2 separate regions of the Mus musculus genome follow, and region 1 is linked to region 2. The links are chromatin loops, found by intact Hi-C in ENCODE. Cell type or tissue: heart. All regions are shown on one strand. Links, peaks and the distances in the headings refer to the core of each region. The heading gives the core; the rest is flanking DNA.

Region 1 (10,518 bases), core at 949-8,948, 71 kb before region 2:
TGGGGATCTCACATGAGTGCTGTGGAATCTCACACGGGTGCTAGGGATCTCACAGGGGTGCTGGGGATCTCACACGGGTGCTGGGGATCTCACACGGGTGCTGGGGATCTCACACGGGTGCTGGGGATCTCACACGGGTGCTGGGGATCTCACAAGGGTGCTGGGGATCTCACAAGGGTGCTGGGGATCTCACAAGGGTGCTGGGGATCTCACATGGGTGCTGGGGATCTCACATGGGTGCTGGGGAATCTCACATGGGTGCTGGGGATTTCACCTGGGTGCTGGGGATCTCACATGGGTGCTGGGGATTTCATGTGGGGGCCAGCCCTTTTGCTTGCACCACAAGGGCCTTATCACCCGAGCCATCACACTGGCCCCCTTAAAGTACTGTTGGTAAATAGTTATTTCTCAGGAACTTTGCCCTGTGGAGCTGTTGGGGACAGGGAAGGGAACACCAGAGATGAAAGAGATTACTGTATGTGCTGAGACCTAATTTGACAGCTGAGAGACTCAGAGTCATAGGAAGAATTAGGGGCTATGATGAGAAACATGAGGAGCAAATGGACACGAGGCAGGCAAGGGGCTGGACAGGGACAGCCAAAACGACCTGCAATGTGGAATTGGTGGCTGTGACCATCTGTGGCTAACCTTTGAAGCAGCAGTAATGTCATTCTGTCTCTAAGCGCCAAGACATTTGCCCCCACATGTGTGCAATAGCAGTGTCTGTGCCCTCCAAAGCTCTGATAGAGATCATGGAAAGAACTACTTTAAAGAAGAAATCAGTTCACTGTGGCTTAGGGAGGGAAGGGTCCCTTTACGCCATGATTGTTCTGCCCGCCTCAGAAATATTCACAAAAATATTTTCTCAAATTCCACTGGGCAGATCCTTTACATGGGCAGCCATGCCAATCCCTCTTTGGAGTATTTGCTTTGATAAATAAAATGGAGCTCAAACTGTCCCCAAGGTGTTAGCTCCTGACAAATGACACTCAAACTTGCTTCTGTTCTTGACTGAATTCATTCCTTCAAGACTAGAATCCAAAAATCCCATCCTCCCCACCATAACAAACCCTAGGGTATTAACGGACTCACTCTGATATAACAAAATGCTTAAACCACCAACATTTATCTTCTCACAGCTCTGTCTGCTCAGGTAACATTACCTACGGAGGCAGCGAGTTTGGGTTTGGAGAGGGCCCTTCTTTCAGACTTCCAGATGACCACCTTCCTAGTGTGTCTTCACATGTCTTTCTTCTCTGTGAGCTGCTGGAAAGCGAGATCTCCACCGTGCTAAGCTCACTTAGCCTCATCACTTCCTGATCTAGCTTCACTCTGTGTTAGAGCAGCAAGAACAAAGTGGGCATATATTTATTTATTCACTTCCGGGTCACAGTCCATCATTGAGGGGAGTTAGGGGACAAACTTAAGCAGAAACCACAAAGGAAGGTTGCCCCTGGGTTTCACAGACTCATGCTTGGTTAGCTTTCTTGAACAACTAAGAACCACCTATCTAGGGATGTTACTACCCATGGTGAGCTGGGCCCTTCCCTGCCAATGAATAATTAAGACAGCCTCTCACAGACACGACACACCACAAGCTGTTCTGATCTAAGGTTTCCTTCAGCCAAGAATCTTCTGTCAGATGCCTAAGGTTGACACTAAGGCACCTCCTCAAGCCGTGTGTCCAAATGCAATCCCACAGGGGTTAGAAGAACAGAGCTTCTGCATATGAACGGGGCAGCATGTGAGCCTGCGCAGCTTCCTGGAGGGGTGAGGGCTGGCAGCAGGAGGGGTCGTTACTAGGAACTTAGAGGAAAATGCAGAGCAAGGAAGAGGAGTCGCAGGGGCCTGGAGAGACAACACAGTTCACGAACTGTTTGCCACATGGACATGAAGACCCGATTGGTTCCTGGAACCCATATAAACAGCCTATGTAGTGTCCGCCGCTTGTGATCAGGGGTTGGGAAGGCAGAGTCATGAGGATCCCTCAGCTTGCTAACCAACCATCTCAGCCTGATAGGAGAGGACTAGGCCAATGAGGAACCCTGTATCCGGAAAACAAGGTGGATAGCTCGGGAAGAATGAGGGGCAGGCACAGATACACAGGTGCACACAGAGACACAGAGAGGAGCCACAGGCCACGGGCAAGCAGGTGGGGGAGATAAATGAGTCATGGTAAGCACCATTCAAGGTTCTAATTTAGACCTGTTGCATCAGAGACTCCTGCGATGTTACAATAGGCAGATCATCTCAGCGGTGCAACAAAAAAAACCTTGAAAATGCAGTAATAATTCAAATCACTTGTTCTCTGCCAAAGCGCAGTCATCGGAGGCATTGGAGATAAATTTCTGTGGCTCGCTCTGGCTGCCCCGCCTGGATCGTTGCCTTGGCTGGTGTAAGACAAGCTGTGGTGGGGGTGAGGAATGGGTTGGCAAGCCGGAGCCAGGGAGCTTCCGGTGTTCCTGGGAGAACAACACAGAGGCGGCCAGCGGAAGATGTTCCCTAAGCTTGTCAGAGGGAGCTGGTGCATGGTTTCTGTAGACAACACCATTAGTCAAAACAAATTCTTCCAGCCTGAGAAGCCCGAAGCCTTGCAGGAACACAGCTCTCCTGGAGTGTCCCCGGTGGCCCATCATGCACTGCCAACTGCCACTGTTACCATCAGAGTTTCATTAAGTTCAAACATCTGAAATGGGCCTCTATTTCTCTCTGAAACGCCTGGGTCCCTAGCAGCCCCGTTCCACTGCCTCAGACTTTCCTCTGCCCGAGGCCGTTGAAGCCCATCTACTGAGCCTTCTTCCCCGCACACCCTGCACCTGACTCTGGGGAGGGTGAAGTCCAGGAACCAGAGAGGGCTCAGGAAGGCTTGCTCCTCTTTCCCTGTGTCTCTGTGTGTTTTCTGTATCCGATCTTTTCTCCGTCCTCTGAGGCAGCACCAGGGATGTTATGCTGTCTCCCATATAAACAGAACCCTTCCGATTTAATTGCTTTATTCCTCTCAACCAAACAAAACATGTATAAGTCTTAACGGGCTGAGAGAGGCCTCCGGGCACAGTTTTTAACAACCTGCCTGTGATTTGGAGCTTGCAAGCATTACAGAGGACACACTCTCTGAAAAGACTGTTATAGATCCTGGGGGCAGGGCTGCCTCAGGGGGAAGAGCCGTGGGGAAAAAAATCTTTAGGAGTGTCTTGAAAAATGTATCTTAATCCCAATATATTGCAAAGACGCATCAATTTTTTTAATGTATTTGTGTCGAAGTGTTTTAATAGAGCGTGTTGTCTGAGACCTTACTTGTACGGCTCTCAGAAGACGAAGCCTAAGGGCTAGAAGGAGATCATTTGCAGAATATGAAAATGTCAGGGGTTCAGTCAAGTAATGGTTCCAATAAATAACTCAGCAGGAAGTGACTCCTCTGGCCTCCTGTGATCTTTGCCCCTTAGTGTTATTTCCCAGGAAGCTTTATTGTGAATTAATTCTGTTTCCTTTGCCAGCCCTGGCAAGGCACTGAAGTGCACATAGTAACTTCTGGAAGAAAATTGCCTCTCCTCTTCAGTTGGAAAATACTTCAAATGAGGCCCAAAGCTATCTTCTGAAAGAGTGGGTAGGTGATGTGCTAGCAAACATGCAAAGTGGTCTTTGCTCTTGACTTGCAAAGAGAGTTCAAATCCAGCTTGTCAAGTGTAAGCGGTTTGGAGGTCTCCCACCAAAGCTCCAACAGTAAGAAGGAAATGCTAAAGCCCATGCCTTTCCTCAGCCTGTGAATGATCTGGGCTCACTGCCCTTCATCATCTCAGTCCTTGTACTATATGCAGGCGCTGGGTACCATGTCACCACAATGAAGCTAGAAGCGGGCAGTTTTCCACCCATAAAAACGTGATAGTAGAGTCCAATCACTCAGAGACCCCCTCTGCCCCTCTACAGTAATCTTGAAATGACCCACATGTCCAGTCTCTGTTTTCTTTAGCCCTTTCAGTGAACCCCGTGTCTCTGCTCAGATTGGGATAACCATTGTACGTGGAGCTGTTCCAGCCTAAACTGCAAGCCAAGTCACTGTTTACTCGAGTCTTCTGCCATGGTGTCGCCTGTTCACAGGGTGAGTCATTGTCCTGGATTCTGGAGAGAGAGTGGAATCTGGGTTGTCACAGCCCAGCATTACTGATCTATACCAAAGCATAGCAACCAACATGCCACACATGTCCCAAGATAAAGGACAAAGACCTTTGAAAACGATGGTGGGGGGAGGGGAACTCTACACATACTGGCAGACTAGCTAGGACGAGACCCATGTGCTGTTCTCAGCAAACCCAAAAGAGGATCATTGGTAAAAGTCCCTGTAGGTTGGCTGTGCCAGCTACACCTTGGTAGCCAACTTGGTCAGAAAGCACACGTACCAGTTCCCAGCAGCACACATCAGACACAGGTAAGTGTCCAATACCTGGAAGCTGTTGTCATTTTGGCTCTGTGCAGTGGTTCTCAGTCTGTGCTCCTGTCAGTATCAGAGACGCCTAGGTATTGTATGCTGTCATAAAATACCTGGGGTAGAAAGTCCCTGTAGGTTGGTTGTGCCCCTCATGTTGTCATACAATGCCTGGATGAAGCTACTTGAGACTCACTCTGTTTCACACTGGAGACCTTCAGGTCTTCAGTTGACACTGGAGTTCTGAAGACGTTGGTTCTTATGTCAGCAGGGGAAAGCTGATGCAGCAGGATAGATGGATTTGCTATTGAGAATGGAGGGCAAACAGGCAAAGAGAAGTTTCTTCCTTCCTTCCTTCCTTCCTTCCTTCCTTCCTTCCTTCCTTCCTCTTGGCTGCCACCAGAGGTGTGGCTACTTGGAGGATAAGCCTTCTTGCTCCAGACAATCCAATCAAGGAGTTTGTATCCTAGTTGGCTCCAGATGCTCTCAAGTTGGCAACCAAGATTATAATCCATCACAGTGGTTTGTGTCATAGTGTTTAAGCTTTCAATTTGACACAGTCTAGAATCTCCAGGGAAGAGAACCTTAATGAGGAATTGTCCAGTTCAGGCTGTCTATGGAGGACTGTATTGATTGAGCATTGATGTGGGAAGACCCACCCTGAATGTGGGAAGCACCATTTCATGACTGGGTCCTGAACTGTGTAAGAGAGCAGAATCGAGTGAGCAGGCGGTGCAGTGGAATTCCTTTCTCTCTCTTGAGCATGGCTGTAATTGCACTCACTGTTTCTGCCTTGACTTCCCACAGTCATCATGGTCTACAACCTCAGATCATATTGTAAGCTGAATGCACCTTTTCTTTTCTTTTCTTTTCTTTTCTTTTCTTCTCTTCTCTTCTCTTCTCTTCTCTTCTCTTTTCTTTTCTTTTCTTTTCTTTTTTCCTTTGGCTTTTCGAGACAGGGTTTCTTTGTATAGCCCTGACTGTCCTGGAACTCACTTTGTAGACCAGGCTGGCCTCTAACTCAGAGATCTGTCTGCCTCTGCCTCCCAAGTGCTGGGATTAAAGGCGTGCACCACCACTCTTGGCCAAGGTGTGTTTTATCAGGACACAAATATGAAAGTAGGAAGGCAAATTGAGGCTTTTCTTTTCTTTTTTTCTTTTCTCTATTTAGCTGATCTTTATAAGAGGCCTCAGCAGTGATCATGCGTGGGTAACAGAGGTGGGTGACAGGGGAACATTAGCTGACGTGATAGTAATTCCCCATCAGCTGGGGCCAAACACCAGGCTTTCTCTCTGAGAAGGGTAACTAACTTTCCAACAAGTTGCAGGCATAAGTTGACAGTGGACTCATGGGCTTCAGGTTTCATTCACAGTGGGGGGGGGGGGGGGGAGGCACAGTGATGGCTCTGAGAATGGACAGATCTGAAGGGCAGTATGGAAGTCTGAGGTCAGCCCTGCAGACAGAGAGGTGGAGTCAGACCCAGCACCCATCAGACCAAGCTGGCCAACCAGAATCTGTGTTGTAAGGTTTTTGTCTCAGAAACAAAGGCTGCCAGCTACACCTTGGTAGCTAGCTTGGTCAGAAAGCACACGTACCCGTTCCCAGCAGCACACATCAGACACAGGTAAGTGTCCAATACCTGGAAGCTGTTGTCATTTTGGTTCTGTGCAGTAGTTCTCAGTCTGTGCTCCTGTCAGTATCAGAGACACCTAGGAATATGTTAAAACACACATCCCTGCCATCACCAGAGCCACAGTGGCCTAGCAACCCACATCTCGGCAGCTCTTCTGGCCCTTGAGATTGTAAGGTATGCTTGAGAAGTGCCCGAGACACCTGTTCCGATAGAAACTGTGACTAGCTGACCTCCCTGTCCCCCATCACGATCCGGCATCCCTATCTGACCCCCCTTTTATCTTCATCCTCAGAGAAGCTCTGTGTCTGGCACAATCGAGGTTCTAAACCCTACCCAGTAACGAGTGATGGCTCTGCAGCATTACAGATGTTTTCCCAGCACCCCGAAGGACCCACGATCTCCCCATTTCTCCCTACTGTTTAGAAAGACAGGTGACAGTGAAATGCTCAGGTCCCTGTCTTGGCCGCCATGTGGCATCTCTCTTACATGCGTTCTCGCGACCGGCCAGGAAAGACGCAACAAACCGGAATCTTCTGCGGCAAAAGCTTTATTGCTTACATCTTCAGGAGCAAGAGAGCAAGAGCAAGAGAGCAAGAGAGCGAATGGCGAAACCCCGTCCCTTTTTAAGGAGAATTATCCTCCGCCTAGGACGTGTCACTCCCTGATTGGCTGCAGCCCATCGGCCGAGTTGTCGTCATGGGGAAGGCAGAGCACATGGAGTGGAGAACTACCCTTGGCACATGCGCAGATTATTTGTTTACCACTTAGAACACAGGATATCAGCGCCATCTTGTAATGGTGAATGTGAGGGCGGCTCCCCACACATCTCCTTTCTCTGAGTCTGATGGTGTGCTAAGGGACAAATCCCATGACTGACTCCTCCCACAAGGCTTGGTAATCTGATGTTACAGGACTGACCACTGGGCTGTCCACTCTCACTTCCTGTTTGACTCTGGAGCACTTGAAAAATGAGAGAGACGGGGGTGGTGGTGGGGGTCGGTTTCCCACAGCTTTGTTCCTCTCCTGGCTTTGACACTGTTGGGGTCTCACTGTGTAGTTGCTTTAGATTAGGCCTCTCCTGTTTGCCAAGCCTCTGAAGCACACACAGCTTGCATCAAACCAGGTGAGAGTGTGGGAGGGTCCTGCTACTGTCACCTGCTGGGCTTGCACTGGGTGACAGGCAAGGGGCAGGCAGACTCCTTTGTGGAGTTTAAGGGATGAGGAGTCTGTCTTCCAATGGGGAAAGAAGCAGAGCCACACCTGGCATTCCCTAGAGAGGACAGCTGTTGGGCATCTCCTGGGACATGATGTTCCTGCTGTTGGTGGAGACTGGGACACTCCACCTGATGGATGGAAGTTAAGCCAGGCAGCAGGTCCCCTTTGCCTATTAAAGTAGCATTAAAATGTGTTTAGTGGAAATACCTAGTGCAGGCGGCACCCTAATGAAACTGGCATCCTCATATACTTCTGGAAGCATCTGGCAAGCTAGCAAATGGGGATAATGTGCAGTTGGAAGGCATCCGTCAACACATGAGCCATTATAAACATTTGTGCTGCTGGGCCCAGCAGTCAGAGCTATGGAAAGCTGTCCTCGACAGCGATACTTTCAGCAGAACGGGGTGCATTCTGGGTTGCGTTTGTTGCCAACAGAAGTGATAAAGATGTCAGAGAGTGACTATGGAAATGGACATGACTGCTCGGGGGGTTAGAAGCCTTTAATGTGATTTTCCTGGCAAACATCAGCCACCTGAACACAAAAGAGTCTTAAGCTATGTTGGTTAAATAGCAGCACCTGGAGTCGTACTCAGTACAACAGCAGCAAGCGCAACAAGGGAGACGCCAGAGGGGGGTGTGTCAGAAGGACCTGTGACAGTGCCATACATATGGCATGGCTCCCTGCACTTTGTGTTCTGCGCTGAGTGGGAATGGTTGAGAGGGGTGACGCGGAGCTGGCTGTGCTGAGGGAGGACACCATGGTCACAGGATCTTCTCCCTCTCGCTCTCTTTTAGCAAGCATTCAGAGACAAGATGCCTCAGGTTTGATTGGCCAGAGACCAGGAAGCCTCTGAGCCATGTGCAGAGAGCTATGAGGTTGACACCATGCTCCCCCTGCCCCAGCCCTTGATGATTGCCTGGCAGCCTCAGCTCTAGTTTGGCAAGTTATATCCCTCAAGAGTAGGGGTGCCTGAGTACAAGACGGGAGTCCCTGTTGGCTGAGGAACCTGCAGAGAGTATTGCATAAGAAGTTCCCTAGTGGCAAGCGACGGCTGAGACATTTGAAATATGGGGCAGGCACGGGCAGAGAGGCTTAGAGCAACCTGGGTAAAATTGCTTTAATGCCGTGGAGCAGGGCTGTGGGGAGGAGCTCCCATTTCCATGTCAAACGGAAAAGCTCTCTTCATAGTTTGTATACAGGGCTCTTGCTTTGCCCTGCAATTTTGGTCACATAAGCTAGAAGGTATTTGGAAGTCTTTGCTTCATTTAATAACAAAACATAATATTATTTCTTGCTTACTTAACAGCCATCTTGTTATTTATTTCCATTAATTTTAATAACTGGAATAATAAAGAGTTATAGGTTCGTGTTAGATAAGGTTTTTTTCCCCTTTGTTAACTATCACTCCACTATTAAAATCGGCCTGTCCCCAATCTGTCATTAAGGACAGATTGTAAAATACAAGTTCCTATCACTTTGTGAGCCTCTGAGCTCTGCCACTCCACAATGCCCAGGTCTCTCAGACTCTCCTCTGCCAAGAACACCAGAGATAGATTTGAACAAAACATATTTTTAAGAGTGCATGCTGCCACCTGGTGGTGGTGTACCCAAATTTAATTCTTAGAGTTTAGATGGCAAGGCAATTCTTAGGAAATAGATTGGGGACAGTCATTTCATGGTTCGTATTCTTTATTTAGCTCCTTCTGTTCCAGACCAAGGGCACTCACGTTCTCTCTCTATCTGCTTGCCGCTGTACTCCTGGCTTCCAGGTGCTGTTACCCCATGGGGCAGTGGGTTCCTGTGGGCTCCTGTGGATTTTGCCCTCATCCCAGCTAACCCACAACACTGATCAGCAAACCCCGGCCTCACCTGGCTTACAATGCAGCACCCCCTTCTACCCCCATGTCCCAGTCCCAGTCACACATACCCACGGCAAACTGATCTGCTGAGCTCAGTACCAGAAGGAACAGCATTAAAGCAGGAGACAGCTGTTTGCTGGTGGGAAAGAGCGGCTTTCAATTATTTAATATGAAGCAACAAGGGGAGTGGCTCAGCCCCTGACAGGCTGACTAATTCGTAGGCTCTCAGGCAACACCAGGCCGGTGAAGTTACCGTCCTTTGATTGGTAACACGATGGCATCTTAATTTGTTTGTGTAATTACATTTTTTTAGGGCTACTATCAAATGTTAATGCTGTGTTAGGCAGAGGACGTAAAACGATTCGGATACACCAGACATGGTGTCACTGTGGGGGTGGGGGTGATTGCTGGGACTTTGTTGGAATGAGAACATCACTAGCGAGAGGCACACGTATGTGGCTTTCCTGAGGCCAGCTCGCTTCAGGTGACTGGTGTTGGTCTCAGATATCACATTCACTGTTGTTCCTGATGTTTAATTCATCAGTGTGCTCCAGGTCTGGCAGTAGGATGGGTGTGTGCATGGAAGCCAATTTCCTGCCAGTACATTATCACTCGTAGGAGGATTCCCTTTCCTTGGGAGGATTCTCTGTATCCTGGGAGGATTCCTTGTCTCCTGGAGGACTCTTTATCCCTAGGAAAACTCTTGCCCTGGGAGGACTCTCTTTCCTTAGGAGGAGTTCTCTATCCCATATGAGGAGCTCTCTACTCCCAAGCGCACTAAGATTGCCCTGTGCCACAACCCTTCCTCTAGGCTAGCCACCATGCCCATTAATACCCCTCTAAATGCTCTGGCTTCTAGGCCAGTGGACTCCTGGAGTAGCACCAGGCTGGGAACCAGGTGTCAGGTGTGTCCGCACCAGCCTGAAGCATCACTCTGACAGGGATATGTCCTGGTCTAAGATCTCCTGACCTGGCAGAGAGCCAGAACTCTCCGTCATACCTAGATACAAACAGGTTCCCAGGGAGATGCCTGCTCCAAGAGGCTTCCATTGACTAGGTTCTCGAGTACAGGGATACCCAAGAGGACTCTTATTTCATATTTAACATGCAGAGCAGATCCCTGCTACACAGTTCCAACTCTGTGGACCAAGTTTTCCCACATACTTGGGAACCCACACTTCTCTAAGCCCTTTCCCTCAGACAGACCTGTGCTCTGGGTGGGAAAAGCTAACCACCTATCAGGCATTTATCTGTTCAGTCCTGCAGACTGATGCTCTCTGGGCAAAGCACATGGGTTGGGGAGTTCACAAGTGCAGAAAAACCAATTCTTGATTTCTTTACTGGCGGTGACATTACACAAAATTTTCCAGAGAAGCAGAATGGGGGGAA
Region 2 (10,518 bases), core at 1,493-9,492:
ACGAGTGGTACTCACACTCCGCCTGCTCTGCTTCGGAAAGGCTGCAGAGAAACCCATACAGGCCAGCCAGCCAGCCAGCCAGCACACTGGCAAGACGCATCGCAGGCTTCCCAGGCGCGGCTCCAGTACCAGCCCTGAGAAACCCATCAGCGTGACTCTAATTAATCACAAGTTGTACACACCAGGGCTGGTACCACTCAAGAGGCAGAGTGCTGCATTCCAGCCCCAAGCTCCCAGACTGGGTCTTCTCATCTACTCACTGGACACATTGGACTGCATCTGGGACCCGTGTATCCTGTTCCTTGTAGTGACTGGAGATGGCAAAGGTTTGTGGTTCCAGATTCTTCAGGATTCTCAGATCACATGAAAATTTAAGGCTGCTAGCAAGACAAGGACACCTTTGTTACACAAACATTGCAAGAAACCCTTCAGAGAACAAATTCTCAGACACTCTTTTCCAAAGTGGTAGAAGGATGATGCTGTTCCAAGCTGTCTGAGGACCCACAGCCAGGCTCCTCCCACAGCAGGCTCCGCCCATAGCCAGGCTCCGCCCACAACAGGCTCCGCCCACAGTCAGGCTCTTCCTTTGCCTTCTGAAGAGCCACAGAGAGGCTCCCAACCATCACCAAAGCATACTGGGATGCTTACAGGTGACACACAGAGGAGTTTTGTGTAATGAAAACCTTTAAAATGTCTTCTGTCTGCATCAAGCAAACTTGCAGGGGTGAGAGTGTCTTAATGCGCAAGACAGGACATAACTGCCCAGAACGGAATTGGGTGCAAATCATGATTTTCCTGTACACAAAAGAGACACGGGCTTAAAATGGAAGCAGGCTAGATGCAGGCTGGGAGTGTCTCGTGTGTCTTTGCACCTCCCAGAAACAGTCCTGGGTAACATGAATGGCTGAACAAGGAAGGAGGAGGGGACTGGGGTGTCTGAATGAAGCAATCACTTGGAGCCACTTGTGGTGGCTGGACTGTCCTTCTTGGCATAAAAGAGGTCAGAGGTCCTGGTGTAGGTCATATCAGAAGGGACCAGGATGACATCTGGGCCCCTACGAAGCCCAGGTTTGCAAGGTGTGCCACAGACAACAGGAAGCCGAGTGTTAGCACACACCCCTGCTGCCACCCCAGCTTGCCACTCACGTGCTCCCTCGTGTGCTCCTCTAGGTGGTTCACAGCCAGATCTTAGCTTGGGGAGTCATGAATGAATTTTCTGCCTGACTTTTCAGTGTAGATGAGTAATGGAGCCACAGGGAGCTGACGGTATCCCTGTGCATTCTCAGGACAGAGTGGATCTGCTCGACTGCCCAGGTCTTTACCCTAGCTTTCACTTAATGAATGTCCTTTGTGCCTAAAGCAGGTCCTAACCACCTCCCATCACCACGCCCAACTGATAAAGCCCTGCCTAGATGGAGCTCATACATTCAGGTCTCCAGTGAGACTTGTTTTTTACTTAATTTTATTCTTTTTTTTTTTTTCAGTACTGGGAACTGAATTTAGAACCACTTGCTTTGTTACTGAGCTATATCTCCAGCCCTCTTTGTACCTTTGATTTGAAACTCACCATGCCTTTGTCTCAGCCTTCCTGGCAACTGAAACCACAGACCTAGCGAAGGGTCATCGTTTGGTCATTCCAATCCAGCTCTGCCTGCTCCTCACATGTGAGATCATACATGCCTTCACATGTGAGATCATACATGCCTCTGCACCAGCCCAAACCTTGCTTCTTTCTCTTCTACGGGACTGTAGAGAGATGAAGGAGGCCACCCCTGTGCCTACCTGCAGCCACCAGCAGCCCACAGAGATCCCAGCCTTCTGCCTGTTGGTACTCAGTGTCTCATGCTGGGAAATTCACAAGTATCATGGATATCCTACCCAGAGTGACACGGATCAAGCAAGCATCAATTCCCTGTCCTCAGGCATTGGTCCTGACACGTGTGGATGCCGCCTCTTTCAGTCTACTGCCTCTCAAGGAACTGAACTCTGGGTTTGCATATTCTCATGGGTTCTGTCTTACAATAGCACTTCCCAGGCCACAGCCCACACTAACCACCTGCCCTTGAATCCTTGTCTCAGTATCTACTTTGGGTGCTGCAATGAGAGGGTAAACACGCATCTACTACACACATAGCCATCAGCAAATACATGAAGATGGCAAAGAGGAGATATTTGAGCATGCATGTGTGTATCTGTGTGTGTGTGTGTGTGTATGTACAGGAGTGTGTATATATGGGTATGTGTAAAATGTGGGTATATGCACATTTTCAGATGTGTATATGAGAATGTGTGCATGAGTACACATATATGTGAGCATGCATGTGTGGTGGTTTGAATGAAAATGGCTCTTATAGGCCCATCGGGAATGGCACTATTAGGAGGGGTAGCGTTGTTGGAGAAAGTCCACTGGGAGTGGGTTTTGAGATGTCAGAAGCTCAAGCCCTGTCCAGCAGCTCACTGTCTTTCTGCTGCTTGTCAGTCTGGCTGTAGAACTCTGTTTCTTTTTCAGCACCATGTATGTCTGAATGCTATGATGTTTCCTGCCATGATGATAATGGACTAAACATCAGAATAGTAAGCTAGCCCCTGTGAAATGTTTTCCTTTATAAGAGTTGCGGTCGTGGTGTCTCTTCACAGCAATAGAAACCCTAAGACAGTGTGTTTGCATGTATATGTGTATGCACATGTATACGCGAACATATATGTATTTGTGTTCATGCATGTCTGTATGCATGCAATATATATGTGTACATGTATATGAGAGTACATGTGTGTATGTGTTCATGAGTATATATATACACATACATGTATTTGTGCATGTAGATCTGTATATGTATGTGTATGTGCAAATTTGTATGAATATGTGTATATGTGTGTCTGTGTATATGTTATGTATATATGTGAGTGCATGTGAGTAGGCATGTGTATATGTGTACATATAGATATGTATTCATATATGTGTATGTATACATGGATACAGGTGTGTGTGTAATTGTGTGTATTTGTATGTGTGTGCATGTACATGTATAAATATGAGTATGTAGATCATGTCTTGGTTGTTCATGCTGCTATAATAAAATAGACACATAATGAATGTAGAAGCATACATATCACAGTTCTGAAGGTTGGAAGCTGAAGCCAGTGCCTCCATCATCCAAGATGGCTTTTGTGCCTGCTTCCTCAGTTCTGTGTCTGCACATGTCAGAAGGTGGACCACGGAAGGGTCTAAGCCAGTTCCCTCCTGCTCACCTGTTATTGATCCTGTTGGTAAGGGCTCTAACTTCCTGACTTAACTGCCCCCTCAGGCCCACTTTGTAATACTGTCACATCAAGGTCTAGGCTGCAAGGTACTAATCGTGGAGAAACATATATATTCAAACTGTAGCAGAGAGAGAGAAAGAGAGAGAGAGAGAGAGAGAGAGAGAGAGAGAGAGAGAGAGAGAGAGAGAGAAAGAGAGAGTCTGTGTGTCTGTGTGTGTGTATGTATGCTGTAACAGTGAGTATTGGGGGCATTCTGTAGCTGTGTGTGTGTGTGTGTGTGTGTGTGTGTGTGTGTGTGTGTGTATGCAAATGTATGTACTAAAGCATGCAAATCCACAAACATGTATGTATCTTTATGGATCTGTACAGTTGTGTGCAGGCACACTGCATGAGTGCCAAGTCTGTGCTATATAATTGTATACAGCAGAGATAGATGAGGACATGTGATAGGTCTATGAGTATGCACATCCATATACACACAGACATGTGTGCACACACATGTATGTAGCAAGCATAGCTGTAGATAAGATATACATGATCATTCACATGGGTTTGTTTTTAGTGCTGGGGAATGGAACCCAGAGCCTTACAGATATGAGGCAAGTAAGCACTATAATGCTGGGCAATAGCTCTAGCCTTGTATCTGTGTATATGTATGCATGAGTATGCATATATGACATCATCATATACCTATGCACACATGTATGTGTATATATGTGTTGTGTGTATATGCAGGCATGAGTGTACATGCAAATGTATACCTATGTATACGCATGTGCATATATGTGTACATACATATGTGTATCATGATGTATATGCTCAGATACATGTCTTTGTGTGTGTGTGTGTGTAAAATGGCCTGAAAGAGCCACCCAAGCAGGAAACCAGTGTCTGTGGCAATTCCTTGCTTGAACACCCAGTCCCTGTCCACTGGCCATGTACAGTCTTCTGCTCTGCCCTCCCCTGGCCTCACCCCACTCCATCCCTGCCCTCCCCTGGCCTCATCCCACTTCATCCCGGCCCTCGCAGCTTTTCTTCACTCCTCTTCCCCACTTCCACCCAAGACGAGGCCTCAGCTCTGAACTGCTGACAGCTGCCGTGAGCTTCAACAGCTGCTCTGAGTTCCAAGGCACGAAGCAGGGGCCACTAGAAGGAAGTGAAATCCCCACCCACTTAACAGCTTAATGAGGACTTGAACCTGAGCCCGGGAGGAATTGTCAGTGTGACTATTTGCTTGGATGTGGAGGACGTGTCTGGGCTTTCAAACCTGCCCCAGGGAGGAGCCAGAACAAGCTGGAGGCAGGGAGATGGAGATGCCTGCAATTCTGTCTGCCCCCAGCTTCCCTGGGAGACCCTGGAGTCAGGTGTGCAACTTCACAAGGGCCAGGCGTGTGCAGGGAACAGTGGTGTCAGTGGAAGCACATGGAACCCTCTGTGTATTCCAAGCCACCCTAGGGAATGAAGTCCTCCTACAAGAGGCCACTCAGAAAAAAAGAGGTCTTCAGAGCCAAACCTGCACGGACTGAGACATGTGAAATGGCTCTGTCTAACTACTGAGTGACTCCCATTCTCTGTAGACAGGACTCCCCTGCCTGCCCTGTTTACAGGGCAGATTGGCACCTACACCCCCTTGTCCCTCCTAGGCCAGATTTTCTGGTCAGCTACCTATCCTCTGCTCTCGTTCATGAACATGAGGAGCTCCAGCTGTCTATATGAGCCCAGGCCCTCCCTCTGCTTGTGGAGTTCTCCACAGCTCCTCCAGGAGCCAGGCCTCAGCCTTCCCTGCTCCCACAGATGCCAGGAGCCAGGCCTCAGCCTTCCCTGCTCCTGCAGATGCTCCCCCACAGTCTCTCCATATTTGCTTTCTTGCACCGGGCACCTGTCCACTCTACCTTGCCTTGCTTACCCACCTATTAGATGTTTTCTTTCTACCTGATTGCAATGCAAACCCCAGTGACCCTTATGCTGTGTCCTCTTGGAAGAGAGCAAAGTGCCTGGCAGATAGCCGCTCACTGGACACTTGGATTCAGGAATGCTACATTAGCCAGGCACATGCTGTCCCCACCCCCATCCCTGACCACGAGGCATAAAACAAACACATGTCCACATTCAGAGCCCAGAGAGGGAACTCTAGTCTTACACAGAGCGATCTGACAAATGTTTTATCAGTGTAGGAGTCGACCCACCTGGTAGTGAGCTCTCCAGACCAGGGCCCTTTCTGAATGAAAGATGGCTCTTATACGGGAGGTTTCCATACAGTTGTTCTCATTTGGTTTCTTTTGCTGTGATAGAGCTATTAACAAAAAAGCAAGCTGGGGTGGGGGTGTTAAAGACATGGCTTAGTATATGAAAACACTGGCTATTTTCCTGGGGCACTTGGGTTCAATTCCTACACTCACTTGAAGGCTCAGGCCCCAGGGAATCCAGAGCCCTCATCAGGCCTCAGGCACCAGACCAACTCAAGATGCACAACCATACATGCAGGCAAAACAGCCGTACACATAAAATAAGTCAATCTTTTTAAAACAGCTTACGGGGAATGTTAATGTTAATTTTAGCTCACAATTTCAGGTTACATCCCCTCATTGTGGGGAAGCCAAGGCAGAAGCACCGGTCACCTCAGATCCACAGGCACGATCAGAGGGAAATGCTTGCTAAATGCTCTAGCATTCTTGACTCTTAGCCCCGGAGCCCCTGCCTGGAAAATGGTGCAGCCCACACTGGGTAGGTCTTCCCACATTAATTAATGTAACCAAGACGATCCCCCACAGACATGCTCACAGACCAGCCTGACCAAGACAATTCCTCTTTGGGACTCTTTTCCCTGATGATTCTAGGATGTATCAAGTTGACAAAGCTAATCTTCACAAAGCTCCAGACAGAATTTCTCTAAGCACCTGGGCAGGGCCAGGCTCGGTTCCTGGCTTGCTTCTGCCATCTGCTGGTCACTGGTTGAATTGCACTGGAGAAGCTTACCACCACTCCTCTGCCTTTTCTTTCTAGGAAAGACTCACTATCCTCTCTGTCTACAACAGGGTCCATCTGGCTGACCTGTCAATCAACATGAAGTGGAATAGACTCTAAACTCTACTCATGTGCAGTAGAGATATTTATAACTTGGCTCAAAGTCTTAAGATTTTCCCATATTTTGTATCTATTAACTGAAATTACACTCAATATTAAACCCATGAGTCTGGATGATTTAGACACAGAAAGTTTGAGTACAATTTCCAAAAAAATCACACAGCTACAGAGTGATGCAGCTCACCTTTGAGCCTCTGCAACGGGAAATTTCGGGGCGTACTTTACCCATAACCTCACAACTGGCACAGGGCCCTAGTCATCTCAGCCTGAGACTCCACCAGACAGATAGAAGACACTTCAGCAAATCATCTTTGAGCACTAGCAACCATTCTGCCATTCAGAGCTTCCATCTTTCACACCCAGGAGGTTGTGGCTTGGTTCTTCTGGGGCCTCCCCAAGCCATCAGAGGATAGTGGAGGAAGCATATAGGCCGGGGTGGAGATCTGATGCCTCGGGACCCTCTGACTGAGCTGTCTCTAAGCCTCAATTCCCCTTCTCATATGTGTACCAGGGGAAAGCTCCCAACACTGTTTGATACAAACTCTCATCACCATCTTACTCAAGGCTCTGAAGAAGCCCTGCAAGAGACAAATCCACTTCCCTTCCTCAGCCCAACCGACCCCAGGACTGTAGAGCCACCATGGGCCTCACAGTTCCATCTTCAAATTGCAGGGCTGTCACCATCCAGGCTTTCCTGCAAATGTAACAACTGACCCACCAAGAACAGGGTCTATCCCGAACCTAAGGAGCTCCAGATCCCACACATCTGTGGCTCTGGCTTTGAGGCCTTCCAACACCTGTCTCCCGGGCCTGGGATCCAGCGCTTCCCATCTGGATTCCAGAGTCAGCCTCATGGACCATAAGCAATTAGTCTGAGGCAGAGAAGACAGTTTTTAATAATTCTGTCATTATCCTCCATTTTCAGCACCAGCAGACACGAAAACTCCATTTCCCGTTTCTTTTTTTTTTTAAAGGTATCAAATGGCTTCTGCATCACATTGCAATGTCGACATCAGTCCGGTTGTTTGTAGAGCAGACTCGTGCTTTCACGGCCTGAAGAAACTTGACCCCACGGTGTCAGTGTGGGGTCACTGCAGAGCCTAGTTTGACTCGGTGGCGCTGGGTGCTGAGGTCCACTTCCATTACACAAGACATAGGGTGCAGCAATGCTGTGTAGCTGACAGTCGGATGTGAACGAAGCCCACAGCTTCCTGCTGGGTCAGCGTGACGGTGAGGAAACCACCCACCATCCTCCCCAGACACAGAGTGATCTGGAGGAAGTGAGCCATGGAGGGGTGGCTGGTGGAGGACCTCACGACAGAGCCAGATCAGCAGGCAGGAGGAGAGTATAAGGTTCAAGACAGGAAAGCCATTGATAAGCCAGGACGTAGCAGAGTCCACATATGGGAGATGGAGACACTGGGCTCTAACCACATTAATTTCAACAGCCAAGGTAAACAGCTGGATGGGGCTTAGAATGATCGGTCCACTGCAAGCACACACTCCCATGAGACCCCTGTGTGGCCGAGGCACACCCTTTAAGTACCATTCTCACCCTATAAATGAGAAGTCCTGGACACAGAGAAGTTGAGTAACCTGTTCAAAGTCACACAGCAAGGAAAAAGCTCTGGGGATTGAGTCCAGAGCAGGGCAAACAGGTCCCTGCTCTTGGGTGTCTGTGGACACAGACTTTAAAGGTAAGTCTGGGTTATACCTCTTGACCAGGGCTGTCACCAGAAGCAGCAGCCTTGAAGATGAGGAGTGTGATCTTGTCTTGTTGGTCACAGAGCCCGTCAACAAGAGGACAGACTCTGCAGGGTCAAACGGGTGCATACAGCTTTCACATATATTACCATGATGCCGGGGTTCCATTGGGTCCCTGCCCAGGGCTGTCAGCCACCTCAGCAGCTACTGTAGCAGGATGAATGACCCCACATGCAGGCAGAGCACTGACCCCACATTCTACACCTGGTTCAGTATGTGGCATAGAACTGAGGGTCTCTTACACACAAGACAAGCACCAATTCCCAGCACCTACACGGTGGCTCACCACCACTTGTAACTCCAGTCACAGGGATCTGACAGCCTCTTTAGGCCTCTACAGGAACCAGACATAGAGATAGCCATGGTGGTTCACAGACATACATACAGGCAAAACACATGAAAATTATCTTTTTTTAAAACAGTGAGATAGTTTCTCACTAAGTGACTCAGCTTGGCCTTGAACTTGTAATCCTCCTTCCTCAACCTTCCAAGTAGCTTGCACCACCATAATATAGTTTTGTTGTTGTTGTTGTTGTTGTTATTGTTGTTGTTGTTTTGTTTTGTTTAATGGAAACTTGTCCACAATGGTTCATTAGCAAAATACTTCTGAAGAGAGGAGCGGACACCAAGCAGACTTTCTACTGTTGATCCCAGAGAGAAGCCAGAGAAGCCACAGGGGACAGACTCCTAAGTCTTCCACAGCCTGCAGACTAGTGTGTGATGGGTGTGGGATGCTGTGGTACATGCACAATGATTCTGGCATGCCTGAGCAAGTCTGAGTCTCGTATAACTTTCTAGAAGGTTCTGATGATGGCATACGTTCTTGGAGGACACACAGAGTGGAAAATTATAGAAGATCATGAAGGAGAATTAGAGCACTGAGCAACAGCACCAGAGAATCTGAGCACTGGGCAACAGCACCAGAGAATCTGAGCACTGAGCAGCAGCACCTTACACGTTTCATGGAACTTCTTCCTAGTCGTTTATACTCATACAGACATTTTAGGCTTTGACAAAACTAGAAACATATAAAAATATATTCTCATATTCCCCTAACGTTTTTATTGTTAGCAGTTATAGTCTGGGTGTGAAATGCTCCCCGAGGGCTTGTGTGTTTGAACACTTACTTGGTCCTCGGCTGTGGTGCTGGGGTTTGTGGGGGTGGGCGGGCTGTGGAGCCTTCAGGACTGTACCCGGTGCTTTTGTTGAGAAGAGATTGAGAGGTCTGCCTAACAAAGCTGCCTTTTCCAGCTGAGCCTGGTGGTGCTGGCCTGTCATCTGAACTACTGGGGAGACTGAAGAAGGAGGATGACACCATCAGGACAACTTAGTGGGATCCTGTTTCAAAATAGAAAGTCCAAAAGAGGTCTTTCTGGAGGACCCGGGTTTGGCTCCCAGCACCCACATGACAGCTTACAACCATCTGTGGCTTCAGTTCCAGGGGATCAGGTATTTCTTCTGGCAGCCTAGGTTACTAGGCACACAAGTGGTACATAGATACACATGCAGGCAAAACACCCATAGATATACAATTTTAAAAAGCATTTAAAATAATTACTTAAAATAATTGCTCAGTGGCAGAGTACTTACCCAGCATGTTCATAGTTAGTCCTAGTCCCTCTCGTATCACATATAAACATTTTTATTTCAAAGGAAAAGTGATTTTCAGCAATAAATGAAGGGACTAACAGCATTTGCATTGCACTGGCATAGCCAGGTCCTTGAAGGTGCTGCATGGGTGGACAGGAGACAGGAGAGGAGGGTGCAGTGCTCTGGTGACAGGGTAGGTCTCTGTGCTCTGTCACAGCTGTAGTCATTACTGTTATTAGACAGGCAGCAGGCCTTGTAAAAGTATATTGAATTGTCCTGCTCCAATTGTTGTCTTTGAGACTCACTGCTTCAGTCTTCTAACCCAGGCCTAGTCCTGGAAGCTTCTAGCCTCGGTACAATCTAATCTAGGCCTAGAATGTTGTCTCTCTGTATTACTGTCCTGGTAAAACTACCGCAGTTGCCTCCTCCTCCTTCTCCTCTTCCTCCTCCTCTTCCTCTTCCTTCTCCTCCTCCTCCTCTTCCTCTTCCTCTCTTTCTCTCCCTCTCCCTCTCCCCCTTTCCCTCTCTCTCTCTCCCCTGCCCTCCCCCTCTCCCTCTGCACTACTCCCTTAAGTAGCTTCCCTTTCCTCTCTCTTCTCTTGAGAGTTGGGCATACCTATTCTGTCAAATCTTTCTCTCTCTGATTCATCACTTGTCTGCCACTCAATTAGAGATCACTTTCAAACATGAATGTTTCTGTCTACAAACTAACTTTACCTATTTTGTTTTGGATTAAAGGTGTATGCTAAGGACTGAGACACACCACGACTAGAAACGTTTGTTTGTTTGTTTGTTTTGTTTTTTATTTGTTTGTCTGTC

The links. Peaks named below come from ENCODE experiments on the same cell type or tissue, not always from the same donor. Only the 100,000 strongest peaks of a DNase experiment are listed, where the experiment ranks them.
Region 1: it touches region 2 in a loop (5-fold over the local background); 2 of 42 quality-filtered maps call a loop at or near these places.

The regions. Positions count from the first base shown.
Region 1 is chr2:178,573,387-178,583,904 of GRCm38, reverse strand. No RefSeq gene overlaps it. Among named protein-coding and RNA genes, the nearest start is that of Gm40031, 56 kb to the left of the region's middle. In heart, for the core only: a CTCF peak has its summit at 8,873 (motif pointing left); no DNase peak of the experiment used is centred there; H3K27me3 peaks cover 703 bases.
Region 2 is chr2:178,503,268-178,513,785 of GRCm38, reverse strand. No RefSeq gene overlaps it. Among named protein-coding and RNA genes, the nearest start is that of Gm35582, 6.4 kb to the right of the region's middle. In heart, for the core only: no CTCF peak of the experiment used is centred there; a DNase peak (open chromatin) is centred at 7,545; H3K27ac peaks cover 1,502 bases.